Linked DNA regions of Homo sapiens: region 2 is linked to region 1. The links are chromatin loops, found by intact Hi-C in ENCODE. Cell type or tissue: mammary epithelial cell. All regions are shown on one strand. Links, peaks and the distances in the headings refer to the core of each region. The heading gives the core; the rest is flanking DNA.

Evidence for each region. Hi-C counts contacts between places; a loop is a spot of excess contacts. Peaks named below come from ENCODE experiments on the same cell type or tissue, not always from the same donor. Only the 100,000 strongest peaks of a DNase experiment are listed, where the experiment ranks them.
Region 2: it touches region 1 in a loop (6-fold over the local background); 3 of 110 quality-filtered maps call a loop at or near these places.

The regions. Positions count from the first base shown.
Region 1 is chr5:72,919,550-72,922,481 of GRCh38, reverse strand. No RefSeq gene overlaps it. Among named protein-coding and RNA genes, the nearest start is that of FCHO2-DT, 35 kb to the left of the region's middle. In mammary epithelial cell, for the core only: a CTCF peak has its summit at 1,599 (motif pointing left); no DNase peak of the experiment used is centred there.
Region 2 is chr5:73,029,955-73,032,886 of GRCh38, reverse strand. All of the region lies in intron 8 of FCHO2 (FCH and mu domain containing endocytic adaptor 2), which reads right to left. Among named protein-coding and RNA genes, the nearest start is that of FCHO2, 75 kb to the right of the region's middle. In mammary epithelial cell, for the core only: no CTCF peak of the experiment used is centred there; DNase peaks (open chromatin) are centred at 776 and 1,686; H3K27ac peaks cover 1,993 bases.

The DNA of each region.
Region 1 (2,932 bases), core at 230-2,729:
TTTTTTTAATTGGGACATTATTATTCAATATTAAATACAAAACTACAGGAATTTAACTTTCAGCCGCAAAACAAATTTGCTGTGGACAGAAAACGGATTAATTGAACAGTAAATGTATTTATTAATACCACACATCCCACCATTTATGTGCAAACTTCTGGTAGATAGAAAAATTTGAAATAGTCGTCTATTTTTTTTTGGCCAGATTTGCAAGTAAGATTAAATTGGTGGCTTTGGAAGATTAGAAAAAGTAACAACGCCAAATAAAACTTTCTTCTGATAATATGAAGATTAACTGGAATGGCAATTCCTATCAGAAAGTCACAGAAGATAGCTTAGTACTGATCTCTGGTGCAGCAGAAACCCTGAAAAATAGATATTAAATAACTCCATTTGGCTGGTTGCCAACAAACACTTGAGGAGCTCCTGTCTTTATTAATCATCTTTAATTTGGGATTATGACAATTCATTCCTTTGGCTGATGAAACTATAAGACTTAACCACATTAGATAATGGGTTAAGGACTAGTGGGCCCCTTGTTCCTTCATTAACCCTGAGTGACTGAATGTCTCTCTTGTTTCTTTCCCACTCCCGATGTGTGAGCCCAATCAGAGTGGGGAAATGCTCCGCACACCAACAGTGTGCAGTCTTGACTACCATCATCAGGACTCTATGTTGTGGCATAGCAAACCTCACAATCAGACAGAAACAAGCAACCATAAACAGATATATCAGGCCTTTGGACAATAATGACCTGTATCAGTCTGATACTTGAGCTCTGTGTTGGTAACAACTTACCTAAAAACGGGTGGCAGTGACAGTAGAGTATTTTTGTTAAAGCATGGGCTCTTGAGTCACACTGATCAATTATTTGGGTTCAAATCCTGGTTTCACTACATATGACTTATTTGCTTCTCTGTGAGCCAGGAATAATAGAACTTACCTCAGAGGCTGTCAAGATTAAATGAGTTAATATACATAAAACAATTAGACATGTCCTCATTCATTCAACAAATATTTACTGAGCATTTACTCTGTTTCAGGAATTGTTCAGGGCACTGGAGATACTTAAGCAAACAAAATACACAAAGCCTCTGACATCTTGTGAAGTGTACATGCTATTTTGTTATTGTTGTTAAAAGGGAACTTCAATTTCCCAAGAACTCTCTGGGTCCTTGCTAACTCAAAGTGAGTGAGGTCCATAAACAAACAATGAGGCATCACCTGGGAGCCTGTGAGAAACGCACAATCTCAGGACCAATCCAGACTTAATGAATCAAGAGATGCATTTTAACAAGATTCTCAGGAGACACACATGTACATTAACGTTTGAAATGTCCTGTCTATATCATAAACACTGTACTTGGACTTAAGGAAATATCTTGAAGGTTTCCTGCATTCCAAGGTGAGAATGGCATTGAAATTTTAAAACTGCTCTAAAAAATGTTTTCAAGATTATTTTCATGTAAAAATGCATGTTGAAGTAAGTGACCTTAAGGGGTGGAAATATGCTTATTATATGTATATGCCTTACATTCCTACAAAATACTGTTCTGATACTAACATTCCAGGGTTAATCTAGGTAAACGGCTCCCTCTAATGGAAATATTTTGATTTATACATCACTGGGTATAGCTTCAGCTTAGAGTCCTAAGAGAATCTCAAGAAAAATAAAACTCATTCTAAGAATCTTAAGGAAAATGTGCATGCCTACAAAGGACAAATAAACGATGAGGTTTAACAAAAACAGAAATGCTTGTAAAATCCTAGCATACATGGGAAAGATTTAGTAACCTTCAATTCCTTTCTTTTCACATATAAAGAGTGGGCCTTCCAACAAGTGCTAACTTTTAAACTGTAAGGAAGTGTTAAGAAGAGAGCATCTCAGATATACTTTCCTAGTTGGGAATATGTGCCTTCAAAGTGAAAAAGTGAAAGTACTTAAGGAATTTTGTCAGTAAAGATGACAAAATTTCAATGGTAAGAACGTCAATTACTTTTGCATCAATCTAATGTATTATCTGTCCTTGTAGAAAATATTGAATACTTGAGTTTAACAACAAAAGCTCTTATACTCTTTAGTTCCCAAGAATACTGGATTAGAAATGATCTTGAGTTAACACATCATATAATAAGTGTTGTTATAAATTTGCCTTTTTAGGATGGGCATGGTGGCTCATGCCTGTAATCCCAGCACTTTGGGAGACCGAGGCGGGTCAATCACCTGAGGTCAGGAGTTCGAGACTAGCCTGGCCAACGTGGTGAAACACTGTCTCTACTATTAAAAAAAAAAAATTAGCTGGGCATGGTGGCGGGCACCTGTAATTCCAGCTACTCAGGAGGCTGAGGCAGGAGAATCGCTTGAACCGAGGAGGCGGAGGTTGCAGTGAGCCAAGATTGTGCCACTGCACTCCAGCCTGGGCGACAAGAGCAAAACTCCATCTCAAAAAACAAAAACACACACAAAAAACAAAAAACTGCCTTTTTTCCCAGTCCTAGTTCTATTGTAAAAGGCAAACTTGCTAAAAAAAAATAAAATAAAATAAAAATAAAGATATGCTGCCATTGCATAGTAAGCAAATAGGTCTTCTCTGGTGCAACGAAGTTATGTGTGAAATGAGTATGTACCATTTAAAGAATATCCATGTGCCCACCACCCAGGTACACAGATGTTCATGATTGTATTCTCAGCTCTGCTTCAAAGATGTAACCATCTTAATTTTGTATTATACATGTATACATGCATCACTATGTATTTTTTGTTTTTAAACTTCGATATAAATGGCTTCTCTTTAGTTACAGAATTGAGACTGGCTTTTTTGGCCAAGCTCTATTTTAAAAATTTGCCCATTCTTTCGGGCATTTGGGTTATTCCTTTTTTTTTGCTATTACAATGCTGATATACATTGTTTCCTGGCACATATGTCAAGTT
Region 2 (2,932 bases), core at 219-2,718, 110 kb before region 1:
TAAAGCTTGAGAAAATATAATCGTCTGTTGAGACAAGAAAGGGTTTACCAAAAAAAGGCAATCAGGCATGTGGTTAGTCAAAAATTCTCCTACAGCTACACATCCACATAATTTCTACCCATTAACTATTTACAGAATCTCTAATGCTCAGGCCACACGCTTACTCTAGAGAGTAGAAAAAAGTAAGTACCATAAAAACAAAACACCAATGCCAAATTGCCTTGTTTACAAATACTAAATATATATTATCTAGAAGGACTTTTACATCATCATCTTAGCAAATATGGTACATACAGAAAAAAAGATTTGTAAAATCTTTGGATGACTTCATACATGTGAAAACAGTAAAGACATCTCTTAACTCCATAAAATCAGTCCCTTTAAACAAAATTCTCCTTTTTGTTCTCACAAAACTCTTTTCCTATAGTAAACATATCTTGATTTCTCTTATGTTTTCTAAACATCCTCTTAAAATCCATTTGAAATAGAAAAATGTCCAAAAAAAACACATTTTGAAAGATGCCAAATCACTTCAAATCAAAAAATATATATTAAAAATTTTAAATTGAGTACCATCCACACAAACTTTTCTATTAAAGATAGAAATAATGATTTCTGGCATAATAAAACTAAATACTACCTTTTTAAAAAAACCATTAAATCATGCATGAACAAGATTTTCTTTTACAAATGGCATATGCTCCACATGCCGCTTCACATGGCAAGGCTTTGCGTGCCTGGCTCAGTGCCAGTTGACAACTCAGCTGGATATCAATGCACATTCTGACCCCCCCTGTAGCATGTCACTTCTGAACTGTTTCACAAGTGGAAAGTTTATTCAGCATCTCCTTCAAATGCAGTCCACTGCCCATCATTCTGCTATTTAATCATAAGACAAGTTATTTTTTTTGACAGTACTAAAGCCAGAGTGAGAGTCTTAATGAATAGTTTGCTACAACTGGAATTTTAACTGTTTTAGACTCAATTAATTCTTTTGTCAAAATAAATAACTGCTCTTAGCACTTAAATTTTATGTTGGGTCACAAGGGCAATTTAGTTTGTATAAAAGCAAATAAAACCATTTTGGCTCTGTCTCCTGATGCTCTTTTACACATTATTTTAAAACACCACTATGAGTTCAATTAAACTCATAGAACAGAAGAACAGCTCTAAGAGGTCAATGATTCAAAGCAAAACAATTCTTAAATATGATGCTTTAATCATCAGGTAGGAATAAATAAATGCTATAAGAAAAGCCATCAACCTAAAGAATCCATTCAAACCTAATTTGGATTAAAACTTTGAAAAGATGTTACAAGAAGAAAAGCAACTTACTGAACGGTAATCTTTGATCACCACAAATGTTTTGTGGACTGAGGAAAAGTACAAAATATGTGAAATATTTAATTAATAATCCCTGTTGCTTCGGAATCAATCCTAAATCTCAGGCCATCAACAGGACAAGTTTTTAACATTAGTTAAAAACTGCCCTCAAAACTCAAATAGAAAGTCTGGGCTATTCAAATCAAGCATATTTCTGCTTCTAATCAGAGCTAAACACAAACACTCTCAGACATACACTAAAAGTTTAATAAAAGGAATGATGATAATGAAGGGGTGTGTGCATGTGTGCATGAGCAAGGAAAGAGTTGTGACTCATAACAATGGAAATCAATTACTACATTTTCAAGCTTGCTCCTGGGCCTGTGGAATGCAACACAGTCACATTCCCAGATGCCTGGGATGATAGGCCAGGCAAGCTAACACAAAAAAGAGAATCACACTCCAGTTTGTGGTGATATGCACAGGGTATAGAGGCTCAAATTCTAATTTGGATACTCTTTTTGAACTAGATGCTCTTTTTGAACCTAGGTTGTATCATTTATAAAAGGTAAATGATAACAAATATAGCATTTGCTTTCTCTCTCTCTCCACATAGCCTTATACAATTTTTTTCTTTTGCTAAACCATTTGAAAGTTGCAGACATCAATGACACTTCACTTCAGGAGTATGTGTTTTAAAAAAGGACTTGCTGAATCAATTTCCTCAATTCAGCAGTTTCAAACCTCATGAGAGACTCCTGGCGCAATGCTTCTAAACTATATTATGTATGAGAATCACCTGGAGAACTTGTTAAACCACAGACTACTGGGCTCCACTCCCACAGTGTTCTATTCAGAAGGTCTAGGGTGGAGCTCAAATATTTGCATTTTTAACAAATTCCCAGGTGATGCCACTGGTCCTGGAATCACATTTTGAGAAATACAGCCCTAGTAGACTCTGTGGCCACTGGTAGATATTTAATTAGTCTAGACAGTGCTTCTCCAATTATACTGTGCATACAAAGCCCAGAGCATCTTGGGATCTTATTAAAATACGGATTCTGATTCAGTAGGACTGGGATAGGATTTGAGATTCTCCATTTATAACAAGCATTCATGTAGTGTGATGCTATAGGTTCTCAACAATGGCTGCTAGTTACAATCAGCTGAGGAGTTTTAAAATATAGTGGTATCCACCCTGGACCAATGAAATCAATTTCTTGGCTGGGCATGGTGGCTCATGCCTGTAATCCCAGCACTGTGAAAGGCCGAGGCAGGCAGATCACCTGAGGTCAGGAGTCCAACGCCAGCCTGGCCAACATGGTGAAAACCCATCTCTACTAAAAATACAAAAATTAGCTGGGCATGGTGGAGGACCCCTGTAATCCCAGCTACTTGGGAGGCTGAGGCAGGACAATCACTTGAACCCAGGAGGCGGAGGTTGCAGTGAGCCAAGATCATGTCACTACACTCCAGCTTGGGTGACAGGGCAAGACTCTGTCTCAAAAAAAAAAAAAACAAAAAGAAAGAAAGAAAAGAAATCAATTTCTGTACATAAAAAAAGAAAAATGCAAAGAAAAAAATGTCCAAAAATAATTCTTGTATGTAC